2 separate regions of the Mus musculus genome follow, and region 2 is linked to region 1. Evidence: chromatin loops called from intact Hi-C (ENCODE). Cell type or tissue: left cerebral cortex. All regions are shown on one strand. Each heading gives the region's core, and the rest is flanking DNA. Links, peaks and the distances in the headings are about the cores only. Region 1 holds the start of Gm32130 (a long non-coding RNA gene). Region 2 holds the start of Ets2 (E26 avian leukemia oncogene 2, 3' domain).

Region 1 (16,079 bases), core at 3,844-11,843:
ATACATGTGCAGGTACATGTGTGTGGCCACCCACATCAACCTTGGGTGTTACCTCTCAAGTTTTATCGTCTTGTACTTTCTGTGTTGGACATTTGAGATATGGTCTGTCTACACTGCCCTAGCTGGCCTAGAATTTGCTAGACAAACCAGGCTGGCCTTGAACTCATGGAGACCCACCTGCATCTGTCTCCTCAGCGTTGGATTTACAGACAGGCACCATCACATCTGGCCTACCTTGTGTTTTGAGAAAGGATTTCTTATCATCCTGGAATTCACCTGTGAACCTGAGAGACCCTCCTGCCTCTCCCTAGTGCTGGGAATACAAGCATATGCCTCCATGTCCCCCTTTTTAATATGGGTTCTAGGACAGAATTTGGGTATTTGTGCTTTCAAAGCAATTACTTTGCCAACTGAGCTATTCTGTAGCCAGTATTCGTATTCTTAGTAAGCCCCTCCTTTTCTCCTGGCTCCCAAGGTTCCCACCTCAGCCTGATTTAAGATATCAGTTTAAGGAGTATGTGGTGGTTTGAATGGGAATGGCCCTTTCAGGCTCATAGATTTGAATGCTTGGTCATTAGGGAATGGTGCTACTTGGCCATTAGAAATTAGGAGGTGTGACCTTATTGGAGGAAGTATGTTACCAGGATGGGTTGGGGGCGGGGAGGGGTGTTCAAAAGCTCAAGCCAGGCCCAGTGTCTTTCTCTTCCTGCTGTCTTCAAATTCAGATGTAGGACTTTCATCTACCATGTCTGCCTGTGTGCCAACAATGTTCCCCACCATACAGATAATGAAACTAAACCTCTAAAACTGTAAGCATTCCTCTGTTAAATGCTTTCTTTTATAAGAGTTGCTGTGGTCATGGTGCCTCTTCATTAGCAAGAGGACAATGATTAAGACATAAATACAAAGACCATTTTAGGATTCTACTGACTCCACAAGTTATATCCCACCCCAGGTCCTCCTTTCTGTTAACTATGTGCAGAATGGCGTGAGCGCACGCACACACACACACACACACACACACACACACACACATACACACACACACACACACACACACACACAGATATAGGTGTTGCCGTGGTAACCTTTATTGTCAACTTGTCTGTATTTAGAATCACCATAGAAACACCTCTCAGCACATCTGTGAGAGATTTCCTCAAACAGGTTTATTGAGGTGGGAAGGCCCAGCCTAGATGTGAGCAGAACCATGTCATGGAGTGGGGTCTCAGACTAAGGGAGAAAGTGAACACTAGCATTCTTCTCTGGTTCCTGAGTGTGGATGCACCACAGCCAGCTGCTTCAGGACCCCAGTGCCATGACCTCCTCACCACTGTGGGTGGTATCCCCTCAATCTGTGAGCCAAAATCAGTCCTTAAGCTGCTTCTTGTCAGGTATTTGGTCCCAGCGGCAACAAAAGTAAGGAATCCCTGTGTATTTCTCAAGCCAAACTCTAGCTGTTTTACATCTGAGAGAAAGGTTAGCCTCCTGCATCTCCCAATTGCTCTGACACTCTGTCAGGGCTCACAGGGGTTAAGACTTCCCCATAACTTTTAGGACTGGCAAGTGGGGAAGTGTTTCCTCCCAGAGATAGGGTTCACATCCGCATGGGAAGTGGTGAGTTCACAAATCCAGGTTCCTCCTGGGTTTAGATATGACCCTGTAGGGCTGAGACATTGCCCCAACTCAGTCTGAAAGCAGCAGCTGTATTTAGTCAGGCAGGGCTCTGTCTGCACTTACAGGAAATGCTGGGACATTCACACACACACACACACACACACACACACACACACACACCACATACACACTCACACACATTCACATATACCACATATATGCTCATATACACACATACTAACATAATACACAACTGCACTGTGTTGTGAAGCTCTACACACTTACACACATACACATATATGTATACATAGACCTCACATACACATAATACCACATATACATTCATATATACACATATTCACATATACACACCACATACACACTCATATATACACACACTAACATACATACACAACCACACTGGGTTGTCAAGCTCTACACACTTACACACACACACTTCACATAATATAGCCAAGCTCTCACAACCACCCTCATTATGAAATGGGGGATGCGCATTTCCAACTCACTCCATTGCACAGATGGGTGAACTAGGCTCTGCGGGAAAGATATCAGCTCAGGGGTAGCAGAGCTGAGATTGTCACCTCTCTCTCATGCCACCCCAAAAATGAGGTTGTGCTTGCACTGTGTGAGTGTTGGTCCTAAAGCTACCTCAGAAGATCACGTGTTTCTGTTCATTTGAAAGGCGTTGGTCTTTCTGGCTACTTCAATAGTAGGGAGGTGGTGGAAAGCTACTGTGGCAGAGACATGTTCACATGTAATAGTGTAACACCAAAAGCACACTCATGTCCCTCGCTGTGAAGCAGGAAATGCAGAAGGAAGGGACGGGACTGTTGCAAGCTGGCATGTATACACAAAGGTAGACACAGCTGTTCATCAAGGTTCAAGACCTGATGCGAGGAGCGCAGGCAGCGTTGTGGAGCCACGCTAGGAGCGCGGGCAGCCCCGTGGGACCTCCTCTGCCTTGCAGATGGAGACAAACTGTGTACAAGCAGCCTGTAAGGAAGAGCCTAGCCTTGAACTGAGCGCGATGAACTGAGCTCAGCAGGTTAGGACTTGGGGGATGGGATGTTGCTTTGCTTGATTTTGGAGAAAGGTCTCTCTTCTCAGACGCAGAGCAGAGGTGTTCGGGGGGGGGGGGGGGGAGACGCAATCAGCCCAGAGCTGACAACAAAGCCATCAAAGAAAAATAGCTTTAAAAGCAAAACAACAACAAACTGACTAGCTGCTTATCTGTCTCGCACAGTTTTGTCCTTCCCTCCCTCACTCACTCTTCGGCTTTCTTTGCCTGTGTATTACGCTTCTTCTGCTGGTATCTCTGGTTTTGTCTCAAAACCTCAGAGGACTTGGAGCAAGAACTCCATTCACAGGCAGCCCTGAAGGCCCCTGATTGGCCATGGACACCGTTGCCCTAGCAACATGACTCAAAGCTTCCTGCCTCACACCTCCACCCTACCCCCCCCCGCCCCCTCCCACGCTCAGCGTCACATTCATTACTTTTGGCGACACCACAGGTTATTAAAGCTGTGTAATGAACTCAGCAGTGACACGGGGCTTTTCCTCTCTGCTGCCCAGTAACCCAGGCAGCTGAAGGCTCTGCCTCTCAGGGGGTCAACCTGCAACCATCGCAGGTTCTTTCTCACGGTTTGGACCATTTGAAATTTACGTCCAAATAGCACTTGATGAGATTCTAAGGAAAGAACCAGAAATTGCCTACTTCATCTTCTGAGGGGATGAGAATCCCTTTGTTTCCCTGGGTACATGAATTTAATGTGGATAATAATGAATAATAATAATAACAACAACAACAACAGTCTGTTACTGTTGGGGCTGCTGTAACAAAATGCCTCAGGCTGGGAGGCTTGTTGTCTTAGTCAGGGTTTGTGTTCCTGCACAAACATCTGACCAAGAAGCAAGTTGGGGAGGAAAGGGTTTATTCAGCTTACACTTCCACATTGCTGTTCATCACCAAAGGAAGTCTGGACAGGCACCCACACAGGGCAGTAACTTGGAGGCAGGAGCTGATGCAGAGGCTATGGAGGGATGCTGCTTACTGGCTTGCTCAGCTTGTTTTCTTATAGAACCCAAGACTACCAGCCCAGGGATGGTCCCACCCACACTGGCTCTCCCCCCTTGAACAATAATTGAGAAAATGCCTTACAGCTGGATCTCATGGAAGCATTTCCTCAACTGAAGCTCCTTTCTCTGTGACAACTCCAGTTTGTGTCAAGTTGACACACAAAACCAGCTAGTACACTTGTAAATAACAGAAATGTATCTTTCCATTCTGGAGGCCAGAAGTCTGAGACAGAGTCCCTCTGGGATTCTGAATCTGCTGGGGACCTGCTTCCTGATAGATACACTTTCTCACCTTGAGCTCACGCTGTAGAGGGACAAGTGGCCTCTCTAATAGGGGATCTAATTTCATTCCTCAGTGACTTCCCTCAGCGATCTACTTACCTCCCAGGGGTCTGACCACCCCTACCTGTAGCGTGGGCACAAGGCTTTCAACACCTGCTCTGGGCAGAGAAGGGACATACATTGAGATCATTTGCAAAACCGCCCATTGCTGGACTTGTCTGGGGACAATACAGACTTAAACCAAAGAATCAGGTGCTGACAAGACAATTCAGAGAGCAGGGGGAGATGGGGGTCAGGGGAGATGGGGGTCAGGGGAGATGGGGGTCAGGGGAGATGGGGGTCAGGGGAGATGGGGGTCAGGGGAGATGGGGGGCAGGGGAGATGTGGGGGAGAGGGGATGAGCTTGGGTCCTGAACACACTGGCAAAGGCTCTCTGGGGGACCCAAGTGGGAAAAAGATTACACTTTTCTTTCTGACAGCACCTGACTCAGTTCCCCCGACGGCACACGCCGGTGATGGTCCCAAGGACATGCTCGTGGTCCTGTGGCCTGGACAGCAACAGTATCTGTCCCTGTGTGTCATGTGCCCCTCCATCATATTCTCTCTTCTTGAGGCCCAGCATCGACACTCAACTGTTCTCTGCATTTAGACGTGTTGCGTGAGAGACATCACTAACTGCTGCCCACGCAGAAAGAAGCTTGTGATCTGAGAGCCACACCAGTCTACACGTATAAATGTGAGTGTTTACATGGGGGATCCACGCAGACCGCAGGAGCAGTAGGCTCTCCGAGGCCTATGCCCTCTCCAGCCTGAGGGTCTTGGCCAGGTACCCTGTACCATCCATGGCTTTCTACTGTGGAAAGAACCTTAAACCCAACCAGAAGGCAATTGGCTATTCCCAAAACACTAGTAGGCACAACTAGTAGCCACTAGCTTCTGGGTGATCTTTGCTTCAATAACTGTATCTCAACTTGCATAGTTTCCTTGTCTCTTCCCTGCCCTTGGACAACCTTTTTCTGAAATGCAGCTTTCATGTGTAAGTGGTTAAGAAGCCCAGGAAGTGAAACTTAATATCATGATGTCCACAATTATACACATTTCTACTCTAAGTATCTGGCCACTGGCACCTCATTAGTACAAACGGAAGAGAGACTCTGGCAGTTTGCTTGTATAATCCCTCTCAATATGGGTTGGCTGGGTGGGTCTACAAACTTAAAAGCAAGACACTGTCTCAGCCTAGAGGCAGGGGAAAGCTGGAGACATTCCAAGAATGAGAAGCATTCACAGGCCCTTCTGGCTTTGACAGGCAGAGATCATGAGCAAGGACCAGACTGGCAAGAGGCTTCGGGTGAAGCCAGCAAACAGATGGCAAGAACATGGGGGCCTCGGTCCACAACCCTGGAAACTGCACTCTGCTAACGACCAGAAAAACTTAGAAATTAATTTCCTCCAAACCTCCTGGCAGGAGCTCAGCTGGTCAACTCCGAGGTTTCAGTTCATGAGATCCAAAGCAGAGACCCCACTGAGCCATGCTGCCCACCCAAGGCACAGGCCTGCGAGATGGGTGTCGTGGGAAGTGGTCCAACACCCAGCTTATCCTGTGGCTCCAGCATATGGCTCTGTAGCTTCCTCCAAATGCTTTCCATCTTATTTCTCCAGCAGAATGGACGTTGTGCTCTATGAGAACACCCTAACACCCCCTTTGCTAGGGCCCATGGATCCCAGTGCCATGTCTTCCCTCAGCCCCTGGGGGCTTTACCTACTTTCATGGAGACCAGCTGTCACTGTAGTCCACTCAGCCCTGGGTTCTCACTGTCTACTATGTGCATACTCACTTACAACCTGTCCCATTGAACCAGGGGTTCTCAGATGACAATAATGTTACTCTTGTCTGCCCCTAAGGACAGTGGGCAATAGCTATGACATCATTGACCCAGCCCAGGGACCATGCTAGCATTTCAGAGTAAAGATGCGGGATAGTATGGCGCTTCCAACAGTCCTCTCGCACTAAAGCATGATCCAATTATTAAATGATTAATTCCATGAGAACAGGGATTTCCTTGGCACTACTGTGTGCTGGTGAGTGGAACAAAGCCTGACACATAGTAGGTGCTGCCTGGGTATGTTTCAGTGGGTAAATGCAGGAGTGAATGCTGTAGATTGTGACTGAGGGTGTAGCTGTCTGTCTGTCCATCCACACTGACTTCCCACCAGTCATTACTTGTTATCTGATCTTCCTCTACAAGAAAACTGGAGTCTACATCAGCTTCTCCTTTTTGCTTACCCTTTCGGATCCAAAGTCATCCTCACCACCAGCATGGGCTCCTGGTCCCCTCTAACCTCATCCATTCATTTCAGTCTGCTTGGGAAGCAGGGGGACCTCATACCCCTGCCTCAGAAAGGATAGCAAAGATACCAAGGCAGGGCCTCTCTTTCCCCCAACCTCCCTCCCTCTCCTTCCAGCCTCACCTGACTCTCACCTGCATCCCAGAGCTCCAAGCTGAATGGAAGGAAGCTATGCGCTCTGCTCACAGAGGGTGATGAGGGCTCTTGCTTTAGTAATTCAGACCTGCCTTGTGAAGTAAGTGAATGGAACAGCCTGCAGTCACCACAAATAAACCCAGACTGGCTGGAAGCATGCTGAGCTGTGAACCACAGGAAGAAGACAGAAGACATGAAAGGGATGGTTCTCGGGGAAGACTTCCTCCCGGAACCTAATGTTCTGGAAAAAAATCTTCCTAATTAGTCATTAATTGGTACATTATCAGCACCATGTGCCCAGAATTAAGTGGGTAATTCCTATGATTTCGAGAGAGCAGGGTAATGCATCATCTCAGCAGCCAGGCAGAGAGAAATAGCTCTCCCTCGTTCCCTCTGCTGCAGCCTGAGACCTCCACAGCCTCCATCCACCCATCCTGTGGTCCTCTGGGATTTACTTGCCCCAGGGCACAGCCCACCCTGCACAGGGCTGATTTTTTTCCCTCCAGGCCTCTGGATATTTTTGTGTTGAAAACAAGTGTCACCTCTTAGAGGAGGCTATATTGTCTCAGCCTATGTCTCCCTTTTAGCCATTTTGTGTTTGGTACCTCCTGGCCACTCACATAGAACACTGTAGGTAATTTTAGCAGCCCCAGTTGGTTCTGTAACAAAATTTATTTTAAACAGCTATGATTCATCTCTTAATCATAGAGTTTTATTGTACTGTCATTACCAAGAAATCCTAGAGTTTATTCTCCACTAAAAATAATTAAAGGATCTTCAAAGCTCAACCCTCTGTATTGATCAGAAGTTCCTATATTATCAAGACAGCTATAGATAAGGGATTGTTGGCAGGGAAGAGAGAAGGGGGAGAGAGGGAGGAAGACTACGGAATCAAAAGTTGTATGGTGCATTTACGTGACGTGTGCATACGTGTGCATATGTGTGTGTGTGACTATTTGTGTGTGTGTGTGTGTGTGTGTGTGTGTGTGTGATGTGTGTGGTATGTATGTGTATGTGGTTTGTGCATGCATATGTGCACATATATATGCATGTGTGTGTGAGAGTGTGTGCATGTATGTGTATGCATGTGCAAATGGGTGTGCATATACATCTGTATGCATGTGTAGAGGTCAGAGGTTTCTTCCTCAATCACTCTCCCTTGTGTTTTGAGACAGGCCACTAACTGACCTGTAACTTGCTGGTTTGGCCTAACTAGCCGCCAGTAGGCCCCAGGGATCCTTCTCTCTCCATATATCCAGAGCTGGCATGTCAGGCGTGTTCTATACCCGGATTTACATGGATCTGAACTCAGTTCTCCACACTTGTGTGGCAAGCACTTTGCCCACCGTGCTCTCTCCATTGCCCCTCGGAAGTCTCAGGCGCACATGCTGGCTCTTCACACTGCTGGCTGAGTCAGTAAAAGCTCCTATGGTCATTCAAAAGCCAATAGGCTCATGTATTTTAAAGTTTGGTTTCCCCCATTGATGCACTGTTCGGGGGAAGTTATGCCTTGATGGAGGAAGTACATCACCATGGGCGGGCTTTGAGGGCTTATAGCCTTGGCTACTTCCTGGGCTCACTCCCTCTTGGCTTCCGCTGTGTAACTGTGGTGTGATCGCTGGACTTCTTGCAGTGGCTGCCTTCCTCACCGTTATGGACATTATGCCCACTGGAACCATAAACAAAACAGCAACAACATTAACAACAATAACACCTCTTAAATTTATTTTAGACATGTGGCCCTATCACAGCAACAAAAAGTAACTAATACTGTGGATTAGGCTCTCCAGGGTGGTTTCTTCTTCTCCTTCTCCTTCTCCTTCTCCTTCTCCTTCTCCTTCTCCTTCTCCTTCTCCTTCTCCTTCTCCTTCTCCTTCTCCTTCTCCTTCTCCTTCTCCTTCTCCTTCTCCTCCTCCTCCTCCTCCTCCTCCTCCTCCTCCTCCTCCTCCTCCTCCTCCTCTTCCTCCTCCTCCTCCTCCTCTTCCTCCTCCTCCTCCTCTTCCTCCTCCTCCTCCTCCTATCCTCCTTCTTCAGGGGGATATGCTGGAACACCTGGGGGTCAATGTCTCCAGTGTAAAGAATGATTGACAAGGGGGTGTGGGCTGTGGAGGGGAGGGTCATAGACGTGTGCAGCAAGCACTCCCACTGTCACATAGGGAGGGGCCATATCTTACCAGGAGACTGTAATACCAGGTATTGCCACAGGTCTATTACATCTAGTGATATTCAGGCATGAGAGAGAAGAGGCAGAGACTGGGGGCAAAGGGCTTTGGGTGGAAAGAATATTCAGATCAGAGAGCATTGGGAGCCTCTTAGAGTTGGGGAAGGAACTTTTCCTGCTCCTTCTTCTTTCTCCACCCAGGTCCTCAGAGACCAACCAGGATGAGCAAACATGGCCCAGCTCTCCAGTGGTCAGCTTCTAGACCAGCGGTTCTCAGCCTATGAGCCAGGACCCCTTCAGGAGTCACATATCAAATATCCTGGATGTGATACATTTACACTGTGATTCATAACAGTAGCAAAATTACCTTTATGAAGTAGCAACAAAATAATTTCATCGCTGGAGGTAACCACAACGTGAGGAACTGTATTGAAAGTTGGTAGCTTTATGAAGGTTGAGAACCACTGTTCTAGACAATGCAACATCTCTCTAAGCTCTTTCTGGTGTTATCGGGCAACTTATTGCACAAGAGAGACAAATGATGTTATGGGTGTCCTTGTATGACCCAGAGGAACCCTGCTTTTCTGCGGTCCAGTGAAGTGCAGGCAACCTGTAGGAACGCATGTATATGACACAGCTTTTCTGTAGGTTGAGACCATCTCTTCTTCCTGGGAACATCTAGCTGTTACTGGAAACTGTGTGCCTGACAGTACTTGGATAGAATTGCATGACACGCTGGTACCTATGTCTTGATTTTATTTTCTTTCCCTGAATCTGGCAAGGTCTGTCTAATCCCACATCTGTATTTCCCCAGCTTGAACTTGAAGAGCTGATCCAGACGTGGATTTTATTCCAACTAGAGAATCTCCAGGGCAGTCTTGGATTCTGGAACAAACAGAAGTCTTACTGCCTTGAAAAGGGGAACCGTCAACCTGAGCATCAGCGCCGAGCCCCGCTGTTGAATGCTGTCACTCCATCCAGAGTTCTGGTTGACCTCAGAATGGACTTCAGCCCCCTCCCTTCACTACCGAGAAAGAATCTAATTTGTAAGGTTCATGAAGCACTGGGTGACTTGTGTCTTCTACCCCATGCAAAACCTAACTCAAGGCCTCAGAGACGCTATCTGTGTTCAAGGGAATAGTATTCATTGATTGACAAAGTATAGGTAATAATAGTCTCCCCTTCCCATTCTCTCCCTCTCCTCCCTCTTCCCCCACCCCCAGTGTATATGGGGGCACTCACAGATGCCCTCAGAAACAAGACAAGGTGTCACATCCCCTGGAGCAGGAGCTAGAGCCAGTTTGTGAGCTGCCTGGTAGGTACTGGGACATGAGTCTGAATCTTCTCCAAGAGGAGCCAGTGCTCTCAGCTGCTGAGCCATCTCTCCACCCCTCTCTAGATCTTTAATTTTTAAATACACATTATTTCTTTCTTGAGAACTTTCCATGTACTGGCAACTCCTTTGTTTTACGTGCCACTGAATTGTTTTTAAATGGCATGACTGTCTTATATTTGTTACAATAAATTTGATGATCTCAGAGGCTGGGGGGGGGGGGGCGGGGGGAGAGAAAGAGAAAAAGAGAGAAAGAGAGAGAGAGAGCTGTAAAACTGCAAAAAACAATTGCGGCTTAGTGATACTGGGATTTTAAAGACGGCCTTTTTATTTGTAATGAAGATTATTGGCGATATCGGATCAGAACACCCTTTCCCAGAAACAGCATGATTTGGAGTCAACATTCCTAGGGCCACAGCCACACTTGTTTGTTTCCCATGTAAACTTTCAAGCTTCATCCCCAGAGGTAAGGACCCTCTGTCTGAGCGGTTCTACTGGCAATAAAGAGAGTTTGGGCCCGACACAAGTTTCATTTCTGATTTGGATAACAACAAGAATGAACCAACCAATAAAATTCTTGGTTAATGGGAAACTTCATTTGAGGTTGGAAAAAAAATAAAAAGAAAGAAAGAAAAGAAAAGAAAAGAAAAGAAAAGAAAAGAAAAGAAAAGAAAAGAAAAGAGAAACCAGCATGGTGAGTTTCCTTATGTTTACCACAAAGCAGCCTTAACTCCACCCCGGAGATGTAAATATACCGACGGTTGGTTGTATACATTGGCACTGTTTGGTTTTTTGTTTTTCTTTTTTTTTGTTTTCAAAAAAGAAGTTATGTAAACACAGCCTATGAAAACCTAATTGCCACTTTCATCATTTAGTCAAATAACAGATGAAAGAGACGGCACACATCCATCCCGGAAGGAGTCACTTTATGACAGCCAGGCAATAGAGACGGTACATTGTGCAATGTGCCCTGCCTCCTGGTTTATGTGACATTTAGGGTCCCTTTGCTACGCACACCTGCCAAGTATCCTTTGAACACGGCCCAGAAACACCACCTCAGTAAATACTGCATTTCTAGGTCTGTGTGTGTGCTTCAGTGCCTGGATCATGTTTATTAAAAAAAAACAAAAAAACAAAAAACAAAAAAACAACTGATTATCATGGGACCAAAAGTTGAGCTTCAACTCTGATCTCAAAGTGAAGTAGAAAAAGTCTTCCTGGGTCAGAAATGCTACCAGGAGTGACTCCCACAGAAGCAGGAAGCCGTATGTAGCCGTACGTCACAGGAGATAGTCTGGGATTCCACGGCTTCTTACATGGTCTTTTGATTGTACCATGTCCAGAAACTGCCAATACATGCCACAGAGTTGGTTGATTTCTATCTTTTCATTTTAACCATGAGGAGATGGCAGTTGAGGGTTACATGAGCCCATCCAGGGAGCTGTCCTGTCTCTGATCATTGGTTTCACAAACTCTTCCCAAACCTCACACCCTCACTTTCTGGTGGACTTGGGAAAGTGACGGACAGTCACCACCATGATGACTGCGTCCTCTGGAGTTTCCAGATTGTCTCTTCTTCATCCACATCACGAGAATCTACACCCCACTTACAAGACATCCCCACACCCAACCAATGGATGCTCTTCACTTTCTTCTGTGAAAGAGGCCAGCGATCTCTCTGGTTTTGAAGGGCCATCACCCAGGGAAGTGCAGGTGACATAGAGAAGTGACACCTGGCCAGTTCCTAAAGAAGTGCAGACTTTCCCACCTGGAAAAGACACAGAGAGCAGCTTATCTCTCACCATTCCAAAGCCCATCTGCATGTGGCATTACATAATTCAAGCAGAGATGTGGAAAACCACAGGGGGTAGGTGCAAGGCAGTTGAGACCCCTCCCCATGTGGAGTCTCCAGAGAACTCCCTAGGACCCATGGAGAGTCTGCAGTGCTCAGAGGAGAACTCCCTGGGACCCATGGAGAGTCTGCAGTGCTCAGAGGAGAACTCCCTGGGATCCATGGAGAGTCTGCAGTGCTCAGAGGAGAACTCCCTGGGACCCATGGAGAGTCTGCAGTGCTCAGAGGAGAACTCCCTGGGACCCATGGAGAGTCTGCAGTGCTCAGAGAACTCCCTGGGACCCATGGAGAGAGTCTGCAGTGCTCAGATAGACTAGCATCTCTCCTGACTGATGTAACAATCATACAACAGAAAACCAACCCACCCCAAGTTCAGCACCATTCAGCCAGTTCTCGGCTGAAGCACCACTGCTATCTAGTTCCAAGATATCCTTGTCACCCCCAGAAGATGCCCACAGCATTGAACAACCAATCCCTGAAGCCCAGTGGCCACCAGTTTACCTGCTGCTGTTCATATGGATCTGTCTTGTTTGTGTCAGATGTAAGCGGAATCAGGCAACCTGTCACCTTTGGAATCCTCGCTTATTAGCCCATGTTTTCAGGATTTGTCTGCAAGCAGCTTGTATCAGATCATCACCCCTTTCCTATCTGAATACCGTCTTACTACATCCCATCATCGCTGCGTTTCCAGGGCTCTTCTGCATGTAGCTCATGTAATGACTTTCCTCTCTGCGTTCTACCGTGTTCTACACATTGCTGGGTACCTTGAGTATGTTCTGAGGAACGTATCCTTAGGCAAATTTGTCACAGAAGTAAAAATGAATACATTTAACAGATCTGAACTTCAAAGACCGCTACACAACAGAATTCCATGGCTGTTCAGCCTACTATAAACCTGCTAACTATAAAACCTGCTGCCTCACTCTTAAGCTGGGTGACTCTACAGCCCGCTATGGTACTGAATTGTGTGACGGATAGTAAAGCTCACGACACCTCTAGCTTGTAGGACGGGGTAGGCTCGTTACACTCCTGAACTGTGTGGCTCTATAGCCCACTATAGCCCTGGCCTGAATGATGGTTTAGCCCTGAACAGGCTATGAGCCTGAACAGCACAGGGCAATTCTCAGCACCGTGCTGACTCTAAAGCACTGCAGTGGGGGCTTTTAGTTCTTTTATAGCCTCATGAGATGGTTGCTTACATGCTCTCCATCTGTAAACAGAGCACCAGCCCTCACCTGTGGCTGTGTTCTGTCCACACAGAGTGTTTGTTTAATTTGCTCACTCATGACTGTTTCCATTGTTTTTACCTCTACCAGTGCCGCAAACAAGCGCCTCCCCTTGTGAGTGCATTTATGTGAGCGTTTGAGCCTTGTTTTCAATTCTTTAGGTTATCTACTATAACATAGAGATTTTACAGCTGAGTAACTGGGCACAAAGGCAAGGTAGCTTGCCTCGGCCCTGGCAGCTGGCTCATGACTGGAAGCCGGGTAGGTCACTGGGTGACTTGGTTTCGCTCTCACAGAGCCAGATAATGATCATCTCCCTGTTGCCTTTTGCTCTCCAAATCTCTCCTCCCTTGATGCTCAGTCCTCCTTGGCCGCCCCATGAGACTTTCCCGGGTCATCTCTCAGGCCTCTCGGCTCCCCTCCTCCAGAACCCTTTCTGTTATCGTCTAACCGAAACCCACATAAGCTGTTATGTGAACGAACCCACAGGGTTCATAGTTTGACTCATACGTCTCCCACAAATTCAGGTTAGCTGTAAGGGCTGTGTGAACGTGAGCTTAGAAACTGCGTGTCATGATACGTGAGGAGAGCCTGTGGAGCGAACAGGATGACCTGGTGGCAACACTCAGCCTTCATGGAAAGTAATGTCACAGCCGCCCCACCGTGACGGTCTCTGTGTGCTTCATCACTCAGCAGCTCCGAGACCAAGACCACCCGGTTTCTATGACCTTCTAAATGGTGCTTCGTGTCACCGTCTGGTGATGTTCTCAACAGCAAAGCTACCAGAAGATTTAGAGGTGTGACAAGCCTTGGTGCCACCACCTTGCCCGGCCAGCAGCCATTGAGAATGTGGATTGGTTCAGGCTTGCATGTTAGAGGACCTCACTGCCTGCCAAATCTCAGTTCACCGTGGCGGCACCTGCTCTTTTGGAGAAATTGTTGCTAAGGAGGTATTTTAGGGACTTCTAAAAGATACTGATAGAAAGCACAACTTTTAAATCCACCCTGTAAACCTTGTTCCTTGGTATCTCTCTCTCTTTTTTTTTTTTTTTAGATTTATTTATTTATTTATTATATGTAAGTACACTGTAGCTGTCCTCAGACACTCCAGAAGAGGGAGTCAGATCTCATTACGGATGGTTGTGAACCACCATGTGGTTGCTGGGATTTGAACTCCTGACCTTTGGAAGAGCAGTCTGGTGCTATTACCCACTGAGCCATCTCACCAGCCCCTCCTTGGTATCTCTTATCACTGGATGATAATAGGAACAGTAAATCCCAGGGTGGTCAAAAGAGCCGACTTATAGAAGGAGAGGAAGGGAGGAGAGGGGGATAAGGAGGACAAAAAGAAGCCAGGCGGTGGTGGGCATCAGGCGGTGGTGGGCATCAGGCGGTGGTGGGCATGCCTTTAATCCCAGCACTTGGAAGGCTGGCAGAGGCAGGCAGATTTCTGAGTTCGAGGCCAGCCTGGTCTACAAAGTGAGTTCCAGGACAGCCAGGGCTACACAGAGAAATCCCGTCTCAAAAAAAAAAAAAAAAAAAAAAAAAAAAAAAAAAAAGACAAAAAGAAGATGAGGGGAGGAGGAGGAAGAGAATAAGATGATGAAGAAGAACAGAGAAGGAGAGAAAAAGAGGAGGAAGAGGAGGAGGAAGAGGAGGAGGAGGAAGAGAAAGAAGAGGAGGGAGGAGGAAAAGGAAAGGAGAAGGGAAGTAGGAACAGGAAGAGGGGAGGAGTAGGAGGGGAGGAGGGAAAAGGGGAACAGGGAGGAGGGAGACAGAGTCCTAATACCCTCTCTTTTTCTACTATCTCATTGCTGGATTTTGAGGAAATGCTGCTTTTTAATCTCAACTTGAGGAAAAACTGACATGTCATCATCATTCATTACCAAATAATGAAGAGAATCTGCACGTTGGCCCGTGGCACTGATTGCTTCTGCAAGGCGGTTGGAATACAGTGAAGCTGCCACCGACTTGGTCAGAAATGGATGACTTTTGAGTGCAGCTGTGGCTCCGTGGCAGAGCGCTTGCCTGGCATGCCCAGGGTCCTGATCTATCCCCAGTACCATCCGCTGGTACAAAAAGAAAGCAAAAATAGATGACTTCATTTGAAGTATATACTAAGATGCGTGCTACCCAGGAACACAAAGCAGAATGCAGAGCAGGGCTCCTGATGATGGGCACCGACACGCAGAGCTCAGCTCCTCAAATTAATATTCACAAGGGCTCAATCCACAGGCTCTGCCCTATGAGAGAACAGAGAAACTGGCTGGGGAGAATAAACTCTGAACACCAGCTCCATGGCAGCTGGGTTGGAATCACCAAGAGTCCCACAGTCTTCCTTTTCTCAACAAAGTATCCAACAGAAACACTGCTCGGCTGATGCAGGGCCTTGCTTTTCTTTGGCATCTTCCTTCCCTATGTCTGTCCTCCCTATGTGCGCTGTGTCTACACAGAGGCTCAGGGACCCAGGGCACTGTGACCTCAATGCCTGCCGACTGAGCCACAACACTAAGCTGGCCCGGTGCCCGCAGGCATTGTGTTCATAGAACTCTGAGGGAAGAACACCTGCATGTATCCTTCCAGTTTCCTGCCAGCCACAGATCCCGTGCTGCATGTAGGGAAGGAAAGTACTGAGCCATTTGCTGGGCAAATAGTTGCTGTGTATCTTAGTGCAGAGGAAACATCCTTTTGCAGGAATAAAGAGAAATGAGTGAGAAACAGGGCGGGGAGCAAGTGACTCTGGAATTGGAGCCTCTTGCTCTGCTCATGTGAACAAAAGACGTACTCCCTCTTGGCCAAAAATATTGTAGAAAGTAGAAGTGGTAGCTCATACTGCAATTACACTACTCAAATGGAGCTGAAGCAGGGGGATTACTGTGAGTTCAAGGACTACTGGGGCTACAGACCCAAACCCTCTCACAAAATATAAAATAAAAACAAAATGTAGCAATCCAAAAAAAAAAAAAAAAAGTGTTTGCTCACAATAACATAGAAGTGAAAATGACCCAATTGTGCACTATTGGGAACATG
Region 2 (16,079 bases), core at 4,904-12,903, 100 kb before region 1:
TCTGCCTTCCACGATCACTTCTCATGGGACCTGTACTAATTTTCCGGGACTGTCATGGCGTATTGTATAAACCAAGCATCTTAAATGAGAGAACTTACTGCTTCACTGTTCTATAGGCCAGAAGTCCAGAGCCTAGGTGTCTGTAGGAGCCATGATAGCATGGAAGGCCCCTGGGGAAGATCCTTCATCACCTCTCCCGACTTCTGGTGGCCCCAGGCATCCCTTGGCTGTGGCTGCATCAGTATAATCTCTACCTCCATCTCTAGCTGGCCTTCTCTTCTGTGTCATGCTTCTGTGTGTGTCCCTCCTAAGGATATTATTATCAGAGTCAGGACCCGTCATAGTAGCCCAGGGTGGCCTCATCTTTGGATACCTGCTGTCACAACAAATTCTGTTTATCCAAATAAGACCACACTCCTAAGCATCAGATCCCGGGGTGGGGTCCATCCCTTTTACCCCTCAGGATCGCACTTGCCATCCTTTGTAGAGAGTGACTGTGGGTCCAACCTAACCACGGTGGAGTACATATCTGGCAGTTGGTTACATCTGAGGTGTTCGTGCTAGTCACGTGGCTGAGACAGTTTAGACTCCCAAGTTCTAAAACAAATCTTTGTGGGGCTTCTAATGACCGCCAACAGGAAGAGCTTGGAAGCTGTCCCCTCTGCAAAGCACATTGAGGTCAGAGTCGCAGCTCACTGTCTGTTCCCATGTCTGTATAAAGAGCACAGAGCCAAGGGCCACTGAGTCACTCACCACGTCTCTCACGTAGACTAGGGTGACGATGCCTTTTCTACCGTAGGAAAAGAGGTGAGGGGTGGCGTCTTGGTCCGAACACACCTAAAGCTCTGTTCTGTGTGAATGGGAGAATATTCTAGAGGAAAACTCAAGAGCTAGTGTTGGAGCTTCGGGGATAGGCTCTGGAACTTACACTGGCGATGGTGACACCTTCCCAAAGAGCAATGTCACCGAACGCTGTGACCAGGAGTGTTAAAAACACAATATAAAGGATGGGAGTGATGAGTTGGCTCAGTGGGTAAAAGCACTTATCATCATGTGTGACCGCCTGAGTTTAATCCCTGGAACCCACATGGTGGAAGAAGAGAAATGACTCCCACAAACTGTCCTCTGACCTCCATGTGTATGCCATGATGCACTCTAAAGCATGTCCGTGTGTGTGCACGCGCGCACACACACACACACACACATTAAGTTAATGTAAAATTAATTGATTCATCAAAGTAGTATGAAAACGAGAATTCTGTCACCAGTTAGCAAAGTATCATCACGTCTATACTCTTAACCCATGCATTCACATGTCGAGGATACACAAAGACCTTTGGGAGCTTTTCAGAATTAGATGAGGTCATCAAAGTGGGACCACGAGGAATGAGAGGCTTGTGGGAGAGAGCTGCATGATGCATCCTGCCTCTCTCAGTTTGTGGCACCTCTGTTACAGAAAGAATACAGTCACATATGCCCAGATGCCATAAAGGCTTATGCTAAACATCTGATATGAAACCGTCTGAGGAAAAAAAGGGTCAAATGGGAGAAAGCCAGAGGACTCAGGGGAGGGTAACAGGATACAGGGGAAGATGCTTGCAGTCATGATGTCCTTGAATAGAAATGGCCTTAGCAGCCACACATAACACATTTAAAGAAAATCCAAAACAACCCCTCCCCCCTCCAAAGCAGGAAGAAGACCTCACCAGATGTCAGCACCATGCTCCCAACCTCTCCAGCTATGGGCTTAATTAATAAAAGTCTATCCTTTATTAATTACTCTGTCTCCAGCACCTCGCTGTAGCAACAGCACACAGACTGACTGATGTTACATAGTGTGTGTATGTGTGTGTTTAACCAATGGAACTTTAATATATACCAGTGCTTGCTAACCAACATGTTTACATTTGAAAGGTGACAAAGAGCCATGCTGAGAATTAATTGGGGAGATTCATTCCAAAGATATTTATTAAATGCTGTGTTGGAAATTTTTCCAGCGCTGCAGAAAGGTAATACCAAACCAGACACAATTCTGGCCCTAATGGAATGAGATCTATGCTGGAAAGACAAAGAATTAATTAACATGATAAAATAATCAATTAGCTAATTAATTAATTAATTAATTAATTATCAATTAATTGAAAGAAAGGACTAGGAAATGTTGTTGAGGAACACCTGCCTGACAAGGGCAAGGTCCCATCTCCCGCATGACAAAACAAACAGTCGGGACTATAAAGAGTATTAAACAGCGTCAGGGGTTTAGATAAAAATAAATGAATTCACAAGATGTAGTCAATTAAGTTGAAAGAGTGTCACTGAGCAGCCTGGGACAATCACCAGGTGGCTTCTCAGTTTAGCTAGGTTGGATTTGAGAGAGAAGGCAGGTAAGGACAGGGGGTGGAGTCTTGGGAGAGAAAGGCTCAAGGAAGCCTCCTGCCTGGCAGTTGGGGGGTGGGGGGTGGGGTGGATGGGGGAGGAGGGAGGTTGTACTGAAGCCAGAACAACAGCCTGAAGTGGGAGAAGGCCTCTGGGAGGAGATGAGCCAAATGGCCTCATGGAGAGCCAGGTCTCATGGTGTCTCCCAGAACTCTGGCTTTTCCTCTGAGTTACTTAGCTGAGGAAGGGCTGGCTGGCTGATCTAACACAGTCCCTCTGTTAGAAGTCTCGAGAAGAATGAGTAGAAGAATTTAAATTCACAAGTTCCATTGAAAAGTCATTTTCTAAATGTCAGATGCCTGCTTCCCCCCCCCCGCCCCCCCCCCCAAGTACAGCAAGCAGGTGGTTCTTGGCAGGGAAGCAGTGCACTCCTTCTGACACAGACACTGAAGGGTGGGATGGAGATGAAGACTTGGGAGGCACACTCGCTAAGTTTAGTCAGTCTTCACACTTGCTACCGAGAAGCACATATGCTCCGGCTCAGCACCGGGAGAGGGTTTCCTTTGTCTCTTCCCACACCGAGCCCAGCTATTTTGGGGTGGCCAAGTGTCTGGAAGAGGCTCTGCTACTCCTGATTCTGCCAGGAAGGATGGGGCTTACAGGCTGAAGCAAGGGCTGGATGGGTTATCTATCAGCATGGCCTTGCCTCCTCCTCCCCAACTGAGGCTGGTTCAAGAAACAGACATGGAGCTATATATGATGTCCTTACCGTGGTGTTAAACACCCTACACAATTCAGCCATCACTCAGACCAGCAACTTCCCATGTACCTGCAAACAGAAATGGGATAATTGACCACAAAAAAATGGAGAGAGACTGTGAAGGAGACAGTGAGACTGTCTTTGCAGCAGAGACCACACACTGCACGCGCACACACACACACACACACACACACACACACACACCCCGGGGGGGGGGGGCAGTGACTGCTGGCTTCCTGTACCATGGATGGCGCCCTTCCTAGGGCTGTGTTGAATTCCCAGAACAAAATGGGAATTGTTCAAAATCTGTGATTTTCAAGATGGCAATAAAAGGCGAATGAAAGTAAATGCTGGCATCCCAAAGGATGTTCACCTGCTGGGAGACTTGAGGTAACACCAGCATTCTGTGAGACTCTTCCTGAAGAAAAGGCCTGCTGATCTTCCCCACTGAAAGCTCAGACAGGACGCTGGCCTTCCTCCTAGTTGAAAGGCAGCAGTGGGATAGAGAGATGGATCAGGGGCTAAGAGCACTTTCTGCTCTTCTAGAGAACCTAAGTTCGGCTCCCCGCACCCACATCAGGCAGCTCATGACCCCCCAAGGGATCCAACATTGTCTTCTGGTCTCACTGGACACACAAATACACACAGATAAAAATGGTTGTTTTTGCAACTGGAGCAAAGCACGTGGAGTGGAAACTCTACTGCTGTAGAAACCGGGGTCTGTAGCTCCGCTACTCTGGAACAGACATGATCTTAGAATATGTCCCAGGACGAGGGGAGTCTCCACTCCTCAGAGGCAGCACAAAACCCTGAAGCCTCTGCTTTAATCTTAAACTTCCAGGTCCCAGAGCTGGGAGACCTGAGTTCTCACTGTTTGTAAACCATTCTCTGGGTCCAGTTCTCCACAACCACAGCAAACAACTGAACTACCCCCTTCCACATCAGTTTATGCCAATATATACTCATATATATATATATATATATATATATATATATATACACACACATATATATGTATATGTGTATATATATGTACATATCTACACATACACACGCACACACACACACACACACACACACACACACACACACACACACATATATGTGTGTGTGTGTGTGTGTGTGTGTGTGTATACTGTGGCTGACTTTGAACACACCAGAAGAGGGCATCAGATCCCATTACAGATGACTGTGAGCCACCATGTAGTTGCTGGGAATTGAACTCAGGACCTCTGGAAGAGTGGTCAGTGCTCTTAATCGCTGAGCCATCTCTCCAGCCCATTGCACCTGGCTTTCAAGCCTTGGAACCAAACTATCCCACTGCCATAATGATTTCCTCCACGCCTACTGAAGCCTGTTACATTATCCTTTAGGTCTTTAATCCAGATCGCACCTTAATCCAGGTTTTGTCTTGACTCTGGAGGTATGTCAAAGACTGAATTTTGCTGGAAGGTCTGACTGGATCGTGAACAACTCTTAGTTTATTTGTGGTTCAGCGATCCTGGTGGCTCAGAGCTAATGTAGGAGTCATGTTTGATTCAGAAGGGGAGAAAAAAAAAACCCTACAAATCATATATCTGTACAGGTCTGACTCAGCACAGACACATTTATTTAGAGATTATCAATTTTACAAATACCATGGGTCCTTATTACGAATTTAGCTGTTCAGACATGCCTAAGGCACACCACCCTGCAGGTTAATACCACGGTGGATTTTCAAAACAGTTGATGCACTTCAAGAATGGAGCCGTAGCCTTATAAGGGAAGCAGCTGTGTAGGGTGATGGCGGAGTGGACAGCATAGCACTGAGACCAGGGGTGTGGCCCAGTCCTGCAAGAAAACTGCCCAATGTCCCTGAGCAGGGAGCCAAGCCTCCTTCAGCCTCAGTTTCCTTCTCTGTAAGTATGAGTATTGGCCTTATTTACTGCTTCTGCAGAGTTTTCAAGCTTCGAAATTCAGATTTAACTCCAGGCTTCTCTTAACTACCAAAGCCAAGAAAATCAAAGAAACCAAGACTTCTCTTGACAGCAATGGTCTTGGCATTCCTGGTTGTGAGGCCTGGGCCTTCAGCCATGAAGGGTGAGCCTGAAAGGCAGAGACCAAGTCTACCTAGGCAGAGAAATGGCTGATGATACTCCCTATTTTCATTTCATTGTGTGACCACCTTTGTTCTGTGGGCTGGACCTCAGACCAGAGACCTACAGACACTTGCCCCAGGGGCCACAGCTGGATAACCAGCAGAAGGCTGAGCTAGGGTGATCCCAGGCAATGTGACCCAACAGCTGCCCTTAGAGGTTTGGAGAGCAGGTTCCACGCAAGGAGTCTGTCTGTCTTCATGCCTAGGGCCCTGAGAGACACAAGAGGCCTCAGGCCAGCAGAAAACATGCTAGAGGGACAGTGGGAAAAGATTTTTCCCAAGGATTGTCCATCTTGACATTAGGGAAGACCTAAGGCCTTGACAGGCATTGGGATCCCTTGGTGGGACCTGGAGAGACTTCCAGCTCCCACGTCACACAGATTCCCAGGACCCGTGCAGGCCGACAGACTGGCGAGAGAGGATTGGTTTGGAAAGGCGTGGGGTTAGAAAGTCTGCCATTATCTGTTCCTTGACCCCAACACCAGTGGGATTTGTGAATCAGTTAACTACTCCATGACGCATTCCAGGCCATACTCAAAATGGGGTAATTCTACCTCCCCACACACTCCAGGCCCTTACTTGCCTCTGCTTTCCCACCCTCTGGGTTCAAAGGGCTCCACTCTGTGTGTGATCCCCACAATCCAACCTCAAGGGGCAGGCACTCAAGCCCCACTTCCTTTTGTCCTCTCCACCTCACACCGTGTTTGCAGAGTGAATATTGTACACCTCAGACTAAATGTTTAACTTGGAGCTGGGACCCCGCCCTCCCACCCCCCAAGATAGAGCCTTTGAGCCAGATCACAAGGTAAACACAGCCAGCTCTTCAGCAGGCTGGGATGCACGGTTTCTGAAAAGGATGACTTAATGGGTTAATCATTGTTTCATAATTATGCCCAGGTCCTAAAGAACTCTGCATTTCACTCTCTAGGTAATTCATATGCTCTTTCATATTGTCTCCCCTTCTGTTCAGAGGAGGGTTGGTTACATTTGTCCTCATGCTGCTCCCACCCCCCACCCCCTACAGTCCACCTGCTCGCTCCTTACCAGCTCCTTACCAGCTCCAAGCCAACGAGCCTTCCCCAGCCTCCATTTCCTCCTAACGCCATTGACTTTTGATCTCAGAGCAGAAGGAGTGCGCTTTTATTAGATTCAATTTGCAGAAAGGCCCCAGCTTCCCTGTGAATCGAGCCATAATAGTCAATGAATAATCACAGGGCTCAGCCAGGCTAGGCTTTAACTCCGGCTCAGTAACTAGGAAACCACCCAAGAAGAGGAAGGGGTGGGGGAACCAAACAGAAAAGGTAAATGTGTATCTGTTATGTTCCTGAGTATGTAACTGATCAAGGCTGAGGTGGGCCAACCACAAAGCAGAGGCCTGTCTAGCTTATGCTTGGGATCCAGGTTGCCTCCTCCAGAAGGCCAGGCAGAACACAAAGGTGCCTGACGTCTGTGAGAGCTCGCTGGTCTGCCATGCGTGCTTCTAGCCGCTGTTGTTTTACATTAGGTTTCCACATACTCAGACCTGACAGGTTTGGGGTGGCTTTCCTGAATACCTTTCTTCCTCTTCATGTATATGACAGTTTTTTCCCCCAGAGATTTTCCTAAAATGCTCCTAAAAGAGAGTTTAGAAAAACTTATTCAGGAATTTAGAGCCCGTCCCTACCAAGTTCTCAGCCCTGCTGATAAATTCTTTTACAGGTTTGCTTCATCAGCTAATCAAAGTTTAATGACAGGGGTGCTGTGACACTTGGGTACTAACTTCTTTTGTAGCTTTTCTGCTCAGCATTACCAAGAGCTGCCCTCCAGCCATCAGCCTGAGCAGCCCTGAGAGGCTTGGCTCAATAAGGCCTTTGTGGACCAAAGGAGTCCTCGAATGCCCACGGTCTCAGGAGCAGAAGTGATGGAAGGAAACAGTCCTGTTTTGGGTATCTGAACTTCAAGAGATCACTGTGTGTACCAAGCTTCTCAGATACGTGGTCAAGGCGTGAAAATACTTGCAGGGAGATAGGGCCAACGGACACACTCCTTCAGACAAGTCAGTACCTTCTGCTATGTTTTTTTTTTTTTTAAGTTAGCATATGCTGTTCCGTGTCTCCATGGTAACGGGACAGGGACTCTTTCTTCTATTTATGGAGTTCCTCCTTGACCTGGGTTCTCTGGTCTGGACCTGAATACACACTGAGAAGCCATGAGGAAATATCAATTCCCTCTGGACCTAGCTGTTTTAGCTTAGTGGATTAGGCCTTGACTCCTGCAAAGGTGATACACTGGAGAGAAGTATCAGGTGTAATAGTATCTTGATTGGCAATAATTTCAGATGGGGAGTTGCCATGGAAACCAGGAACCCTGCGGTACCAGAGAAGCTGGGGTCTTCCACTCCCTTCCCGGCAAGGCTGTCCTTGTAATGTACCAATCGTCAGTCCCGTGGCCTTGCCTGAGCTTGCCATTTGCAATTTCATATGCCATCTCTGGTAACAACCTAAACTTGAGAAGGAACGAAATAATATTCAACGTACACCTGTGCCTACGGATGAATCCCACAGGTTTCCAACCATGGACTCAACGCCTTCTGACCAAAAAGGAAACCACTCTTTGGCTTGTGTTTTGACCATGAGTTTGGGAGAGTCACGCTGGACTTGACATGTAGTTGACCTCGTAGACCATGTTAAGTAGAACACAGTAGTAGCCTTGAAGGATTTACTAAGACTAATAATAGATGGCGCCTAAGTGCTCGGCCAAGTCGGCGCTGAGACTCGGCTCAGCCCTAGGGGGCGCCATCCGCACCGAGGCAGTAGGAGGGGCCTCTCCAGAGGCAAGCGGCTGCGCCACGTTCTGCTCTTCCACTCGCGACTCCGCCACCCGCCCACTTTGCGACTCCCTAACCCCACGTATGAGTCTTTCACGACGAAGGACCAGAAATCAGGACCCACACGTAGCTCCAAGCACAGGGCAGGCTCCACCGCAGAAGCCTAACCACCCAACCCAAGTGCCAACAGGGCCCCCAGCTCGGACCTGCAGACAGCCTAACGCGGGCGGATACGGCCCTGCCTTTCTAGCTGGACCTCCTGGGCATAACGCCCGAACCGGGCTCCAGGAGCAGGGGCCAGCAGGCAGGCGACAGCGAGCTGCAGGGTCGCAGAGAAGGGCCCGGGAGCAGCGTGGATCCGCCGCTGCCAGAGCGCGCTCTCCTCCCACGCCGGCCTCGCGCTCGCTCCTCCTCCGCGCTCTCTCCGTCACCCCTGCTGTCCCCTCCCCCGGTTCCCTCCGGCCCTCCCCCAGCTCCAGAAGAGCGCGCGGCTAGGAGATCGGGCTGGTTACTTCCTTCACCGCGGCGTTGAGCACAGAGTGGACACCACTGAGGCCCGTCAGTCCCCGCCACCTTCCCCGGCCCCGCGCGCCCGGATCGGCCCTACGGCCTCGTCTCGCCCGGCCTTGCGCGCCGGGACCGCCGCGATCTCCTCTCCCCGCCGCCCTCCGGCTGGCCCTGCCTGCTGCGGCGCGGTAAGAGCGGCCCCTGTGCGCGATGGTCCTCAGCAGAGACTCCGCCCGGGGTGGGGTGTAGTGCGGGCGGCCCCTGATCCCGCCGGGCCATCGCGCGCCCCAGAGCCGCTCCGGCTGGTTCCTAGGCACCCAGTGGCCTCGGAGGGGGACCCAGGCATCGGGCAGGGCGCGGGCAGACCGCTTTTGTTTTGGGGAAGCCAGTGGTCGCCCCGTGCGGTTCCTGCCCGGGGTGCGCGACTGCGTTTCTCGAGAGGGCTTGAGGCACCTGGAGAGGTGGCCGAGGTAGCCCCAGGTTCGGGGTGACTTGAGTTGGGGAGGCGCTAGGCCTGGAAGGATGTGGGGGTGTCCGGATCATGGAACACCTGGGAAGTTGCGGCTCCCGGGAACGTGTCACCTGCTTGGCCAGGTCTGGGCTCCCCTGGGCCCTGGGAAGCCAGTACGGGATACGGTCCAAGTAGGGGTGCTGGTGGCTGCTCTGCTTTTATTTTCTCCTTAAAGCATATGAATGAAGGGGTAACCTGAAGCGTTTGCGTATTTGACTTTTTTTTTTTTCTAATTTACTATTTAATCTCATAAGACTTGTACTAGCCTGCACTCAATTTCAGGGGAGCCTAAAATAGTAGTTGACTCGCTACTTATTTAGAAAGTAAAGCGGTGAGCAGTCCTGGTTGGAGAGAGGAGTCATTTAATTCGCCAGTTGAGAGACTTGCTCCCGCTGTGGAAGCTCCTGTCGGTATCTGCCTGCCTACACCACCGCCAATCCGGAGATACATCTCAGTGTTAAGCTTTTATTAAAATCTGAGTAATCTCGCAGTGCAGTTAATGTGAACACCGTGCATCCCACAGGGAAATAGCCAAACTCTCATATATGGAATTAGTCATTCATTTCTCTAAACTGATTGCTAAGCAAAAGGCAAACCAACCTTCAAAGGGTTTTGTCCTTTTATTTTATTTTTTTAACCTAAATTTATCTAAATACAAACTCATGCTCTCTTATATAAGTGATTACCTGTTCCACTAAGGATACAGTTATCCATGAAATTCTTGTTTAAAAACCTAACTATTCCCAGTTACTACATTTCTGCCATTTTCTCCCATTTCTTGTTACTATTTTTTTTTTTTTTTTTAGCCCATCACCAGTACCAAAAAGTCTAAACTTGAAATTGATTTATCTAGAGTCTTGACTTGTCCCAGGGGTTAGCAAGCACATCCAGTCGGATAAATGAACTTAAATTTGATTAGCCGTGGGTCTGCCTGAAGCCATTTAGTGGAGGGCTTTAATTCTACATTCTTTTTTTTTTTTTTTTTTTTTTACAAAACTCATTAAAAGCCAGGCAACAAAGGAACCCTGTTCTGCAGCCGGTAATTACAGCATTTATGTGGGAGTGGGAGCCTCCCTTTTCTGCTCCTGTTTGTACACAAAAGGCAGGGGAGCTCTTCCCCAACCTCTGAAGCTATTCTCTGCCCATCTCAGAAGCGAAAAATCACAGAGAAGTCCTCGAGTGTCTGTACACTGGGGCAACAGAAAGCACTGTCCGACAGGCCCTGGAGGAACCACGTGGACACCTCTGCCTCTGCTGCTGGTTTTCTGCGGGAGGCTTGTGTTTAGTCAACAGGTTACAGGCTACAGGGCTGACTCCATCCAAGTAGGCGACATGAAGTTCTCAGTTGGCGAGTGTTTCACAGGACTGAAGTGTGACAGAAAGGCCTGGTTTGCTCATATTTGTGTGCTCTCTGCTTCAGTGGGGTGGGGTAGGGAGAGCCCACTCAGGCATGGTCAGGATTTAAGGCCCTACTGATCTGAGGCGTAATCTCCACAGACACCCCCAAAGGAGTGTGTAGTCTAGGCCGGTGACTCAGTTGTCACCGGTCCTCAGTTGCCTCAGAATAAAGTGATTTTACATTTGGAACCTGGACTCTCAGGAGGATTGTGAGGAAGTGGGACTTGAGTCTTCACATTGGGAGCTAGGCATGCTGTCCTGGTGGTCTTCGTCTGTGAGGAATATTGAACCCACAGTAGGTATAGCTGGGATAATATACCAAGGGAGAACCTGAAGAAATGTCCCCGCTCTGGAGACTGCACAGTCCCTGCTGTGACATCACCAGGATGGTGGCTCCTTCAAGGCCCCTCAGCTTTTCTGGGCTGCTTTAACCCTGATCTGCATGTCTGGGCTCCCAGCAGCCTTCCCTTAAGGCCTCTTTCTGCTCTGTGGCCTTTTATCAAGGTGTGAGTGTGTGCACGTGTACACTCACACATGTCGGTGTGTGCATGCGAGTATGCATTCACTAGGAAATTGTTAAGCCATCTGTCATTGGCCCACAATGTTGACTATAAAAAGAACACAAGACAGAGGGATCAAAGCAAGTTAAATAATTCTTTGAGACTATGCTATCTGCTGCCTCTAGTGAGTTCTATCAGTTGCCTGCTAATTTTAGTGACTGTGTGTGGTTAGCAGGTGGGTGCCCATGAAGGAGAGCAAGGGGGTGGTGGTGGTGGCTGGGGGTTGGACACTCTACACAATGGAGCTATCGAAGGCTCCCGTTCTGTAGCTTGGAGCCTGGAGGACGGAGAGCTGCCGTCCAGTGATGGTGATCTCTGGTGTGTGGAAATGAGGCTCCGTGACTGGGTCTGTCTAACGCTCTCTGATATTGTTGAAGGGCCTTCTTTCATTTAGCATGTCATATTAGGGCTCCAGAAAATTTTTTCAGACCACTGCAGGTCACATTTTGGTTTTTGGTTTTTTTGTTTTCCTTCAACATGCTCAAAATAGTCTTAACAGATCAAATCGATTTTACTATATTCAGTCAACCTAATGTATTCACAGCGTTATATAAGCACAAAGTAAATATCCAAAGGACTGAGACATCTTTCTCCTACTGGCTCTTGAGATCTATGTGTATCTTCTCTCAGAGCCTGTCTCCCTTCACAGTAGCCATGTTCATTGCCAGTAGCCACAGGTGGCCAGCTGGTGGCTGCTTGGTTGGTCAGCCCAGCTCTGGTATATAAGCCCCATTATTAAAGCAAGGTCTAGCTTCACGAAGAAATGCAAAACTGTGGTACCCACCAAGGAGAGATGTTCTCAGATCACATAATCAGAGCCCAGGATCTGGGACAGTGTGAGGGGTTGGAGGTTCAGGGCCATGCTTCTGTATAGCTCAGAGAAGAGTGGGTTTGTGTGTGTGTATGCTGGTCTGACTCCCATGGGAGCTTCCAAGGCAGGGACCCCTCTGTGGCTTCTACTAGGGCCAGGCTAAATTGACTGCCCTGTGTAGACAGGAGATGGTGGCTTTGTGGCCCTTCTTGGCACCACCTGAGGTCTCACCTCAGTTTACCATGAGTAGCACAGCCTCCTCGCTCAGCTACGCCAGGGTTCAGGGAAGCCTGTGGAGTCTCACATCGAAGTGGAACTCAGTGGGACCCCTCCCCAGATCTTGTTCTCCTTGAGAGCTGCTTGGCCTGGATCCCTTTTAAATAAGAATTCCTGTATCCGAGTGTGTGGACGTTGGCCACCGGCAGTGTTCTGTCTGGCTAAAGATTGAAGCCAAGGACGGGCGTGGTGGTGCACGCCTTTAATCCCAGCACTTGGGAGGCAGAGGCAGGCAGATTTCTGAGTTTGAGGCCAGCCTGGTCTACAGAGTGAGTTTCAGGACAGCCAGGGCTACACAGAGAAACCCTGTCTTGAAAAAACAAACAAACAAACAAACAAACGACTGAGCCACCATCAAAACTGTACTTCAATGGTAACCTCTGACTCTGTCTCACTTTTTTTCCTAAGATGAATGACTTTGGAATCAAGAACATGGACCAAGTGGCCCCTGTCGCCAACAGTTTTCGTGGGACACTCAAGGTATGTGCTTCTTATCTAAATTATCTTGACGGTTTTAGAAACTACAATAATCAAGAGAAAGCCCCCATGAAAGCTATCATGGTTTTAGATATCTTAGCTATGTGGCTCTGATGAAATTGTTTCCTCTCTTTGAGCCTCAGTTTTCTGTGCTGTTAAATGGGTATCTTGATGTTATTTGTACCTGTCCCCCAAAATATAGAAGTAGTTCATTTGCAGATGAGTTCATCCTGAAGTTCCTTTCAAATGGGAAAAAACCAAGTCCCATGATTCTTAAAGAAAACAGCTGGAAAGACAGATCATGGCTGATCAAGAGGGCTGTTTCTGAACTTCCTTGCCTTTGTTTATTTGTGTCTGTGCATATGCGCCATGATGTACACACAGAGGCAGGAGGATAGTTTGTGGGAGTCAGTTCTCCCTTTACTTTCACCGTGGAGGTCCTGGGATTTGAACTCAGGTCACCGGGCCTGGCCTTGGGTGTCTTCACTAGTCAGCACCATCATTCCTGGAAGGCTGTTTAACTTACATGAAGAAGTTGAAGAATAGGCATCTTGTGCTACTTTCATCAGGAGGGGCTGCACCCACCAGGTTAGAGGGAGCCTTCTCTGTCTGCTGCAGCAGCTCAAGGCTGTTTATGCAAACCCCAAACAGACTAAAGACAGAGCTGGCTCCCCTGTTGTGGCCGTGACATGTTGTCATCCTTTTGGAACACTCTTGTAGCATAAACTGGTCATTTCTTGTGTAAGGGTGTGTGTGTGTGTGTGTGTGTGTGTGTGTGTTTATGTGTGTGTGTGTGTGTGTATGTGTGAGATAAGTATGTAGTATGTGTATATATGCGGGTGTGGTGTGTGTATAATTGTGTTTGTGTGGTGTGTGTATATGTGTGTATGGTATATGTGTGGTGGCTATGTGTGTAGTGGCTATGTGTGTGCTGTGTATGTGTGGTGTGTGTGTATGTATGGTGCGCATGTGGGTGTGGTGTGTGAGTATGTGTATGAGTGTGTGTGGTATGTGTGTGGTGGGGTGTATATGTATGTGATGCCTGTGTATATGTGTATATATGGTGTGTGTGTGGGGGGGGTGTGTGTGTGTATGTGTGTGTGTGTGGAGTGTGTGTGTGTGTGTGTGTATGGTGTGCGTGTGTGTGTGGTGTGTGAGTGTGTGTGTGTGTGTGTGTGGTGTGTGTGTGTGGGGTTGTATATGTGTGTGATGTCTATGTATATGTGTGTGAATATAGTGTGTCTCTGTGTGTGTGTGTGTGTGTGTGTGTGTGTGTGTGTGTGTGTGTAGTAAAGAGGCTAGTGATAAGTGTCTTTCGATATTTCGTTCCACTTTATTTTTGAGACCACATCTCTCACTGAACCTGTGGCTTACAAGCTAGTCTTGTCTAGGATTCCTGTATCTACGTTCCTAGTGCTAGGCTTACTAAACTACAGCACAGTCTCTAGTGTTGGCTCTTGCCTAACCTTTTATTTGAGGGAGGGTCTCTTGCTCTCTGCTGGCTGGCCCCAAGTTTCTGGGGGTTCTCCTGTCTGCCTCCCTTCCCAGCACACTGGCGTCACAGGCCAGGGGTCCCCTGTGCAGCCTTGCATGGGTCCTAATGCATGTACTCATGCGTGCCTAGCCAGCTCTTTTCCCACCCCACCTTCCCCCACTCCCCCAGCTCCCTAAACCGTCTTTAAGGTTATGTGTCTGGTGTAAACTACAGAGGCAGAACCTGGCACCCGCTTTTCTGTTTGATTTAGTCATGTGCCTTGAGTGGGGCAGAAATGGTAAATGGTATAAGGAGTTAGTGTTATGGAGAAGCTACACACACCCCTAAGGAAAAAAAGCCCTCTGTAAACTGAAAGAGCTTGCTGACGTCTGGTGCTGACGTCTGGTTTCGGAGAAGACGTTGGTTGTCAGAGTCTGTGTGGAAAAATGTGTAGCAAGGGTTTGCACTGTTCTTTAACTTCCTGGTTTTAAAGAAAGAACTTCCAGAGAGACACTTTCTAGAGGCCTAAGCAGTGCGTGGGGGAGGGTTTTGTTTTTGTTTTGTTTGTTTGTTGTTAACATCTATTTAATATTTCACCCAAAATACCTGCATAAAAATCCTAGGTAGAGTACTTCACGTTTCTCAGTGGGCCTGTCCTCCCAGGTAGTTGGCAGTCCCGGGGGGTTGAGGATTTGGGGTTGGGGCGGGCAGCCTGTCTGCCCTCTTGTGCAACAACAGGTCTGTCACTCGCTCTTCTGCGTTTCTGGAATGAAGGCCCGGTGTCGGGCTGACTTATCTGTAAATGTGTTACACATTTTATTCGCCCGTGACTCAACACACGGGTCATTGTGTTACACACGAAGTAGGATTTCCAGATTATGTTGGGAAATAGAGCTTTTCTTTGCGCTTCCTAAACAAACCAGGCTGGGGTGGACCAGCCTTGCCCGGTGCGTATTCACGCTCCTCCCATTCAGGGCTGCTGTTTTGCAAACATGGAGTCTGTGAGCTCATTCAGCAGGCCACACTTTCCAGGGCTTGGTGTGTGTATCCAATTCTTCCTAAAGATTCCTCTGAAAGCCTTCCTGTGGTTGAAGTTTCTCTTCTGCAATCTTTTTTTTTTTTTTTTCCAGAGCTGAGGACCGAACCCAGGGCCTTACGCTTGCTAGGCAAGTGCTCTACCACTGAGCCAAATCCCCAACCCCTTTTTGCTTGGGTTTTTTTTTTTTTCCCTGCAATGTTTTTTATTTTTTATTATCATGGAAAATATTAAGGCTGTTTTTCACAGATTACTATTGTCTGAACTACTGTGTGTGACGAGGAGGAATTCCCTCCCTCCCTTAAAGTGGTAGATACTTCAAAGGAGCTTTTTATTTTATTCAAAGATAAAAATAGCTTGTTATTGTTTTGATTTCCCGTTTCTTCCCAGCCTTCGCTTTTTATTTGAATTGCATGACACCAAAACCCTGTGTCAGCTCAGATTTTTCTTTTCCTACACACCCAATCTGACGAAAGAGGTCTTGGTCTTCTCTGAAGACCTCTCAGTGTGGCCCTATGATCCTGCTGTTTTTAGATGTATTTCATTTATTAAGTTGATTGTGCTGATAAGATAATCTTCCAGGCCATCAGGCCCTATGAGGTTAATTAAAGAGTGTGGAGTGAGATAGAATTGTTTGGATTACTTTGAGGTCATTGGCCTATGTTACCTTAGAATGGCTGATGTCATCAGGACCCATGGCAGGGTTACTTGGACCACTAAGAAAGCACGCCGTCAAGTGAGTTCACGTGGCATTTCTTTTTCTTTTCCGCAGCGCCAGCCAGCCTTTGACACCTTCGATGGCTCTCTGTTTGCTGTGCTCCCTTCTCTCAGTGAAGATCAGACACTCCAAGAAGTGCCCACGGGCCTGGATTCTGTCTCCCATGGTAATTTGTCCTCCACCCTGACAGATGCATGGCTTCCCTCGGCATCGGGTTAATAAAGACATGATC

What was found. Hi-C counts contacts between places; a loop is a spot of excess contacts. Peaks named below come from ENCODE experiments on the same cell type or tissue, not always from the same donor. Only the 100,000 strongest peaks of a DNase experiment are listed, where the experiment ranks them.
Region 2: a loop joins it to region 1, with 5 times the contacts of the local background. A loop is called at or near these places in 6 of 42 quality-filtered maps.

Annotation. Positions count from the first base shown.
Region 1 is chr16:95,795,752-95,811,830 of GRCm38, forward strand. Gm32130 (a long non-coding RNA gene) reads right to left here and starts at 6,593. Exons shown (of 3, transcript XR_876302.2): 1 at 6,477-6,593. It overlaps Gm41509 (a long non-coding RNA gene), which reads left to right and starts at 2,345. Exons shown (of 3, transcript XR_876300.2): 1 at 2,345-2,683; 2 at 4,476-4,732; 3 at 9,453-11,098. In left cerebral cortex, for the core only: a CTCF peak has its summit at 8,675; DNase peaks (open chromatin) are centred at 4,693, 5,539, 6,656, 6,885 and 1 more place; H3K27ac peaks cover 1,140 bases.
Region 2 is chr16:95,693,871-95,709,949 of GRCm38, forward strand. It overlaps Ets2 (E26 avian leukemia oncogene 2, 3' domain), which reads left to right and starts at 8,537. Exons shown (of 10, transcript NM_011809.3): 1 at 8,537-8,774; 2 at 12,551-12,622; 3 at 15,902-16,013. The coding sequence starts at 12,551. Gm31989 (a long non-coding RNA gene) reads right to left here and starts at 6,978. Exons shown (of 4, transcript XR_876298.3): 1 at 6,329-6,978; 2 at 3,146-3,205; 3 at 99-307. In left cerebral cortex, for the core only: a CTCF peak has its summit at 8,046; DNase peaks (open chromatin) are centred at 7,311, 7,637, 8,097, 8,495 and 4 more places; H3K4me3 peaks cover 4,111 bases; H3K27ac peaks cover 3,077 bases.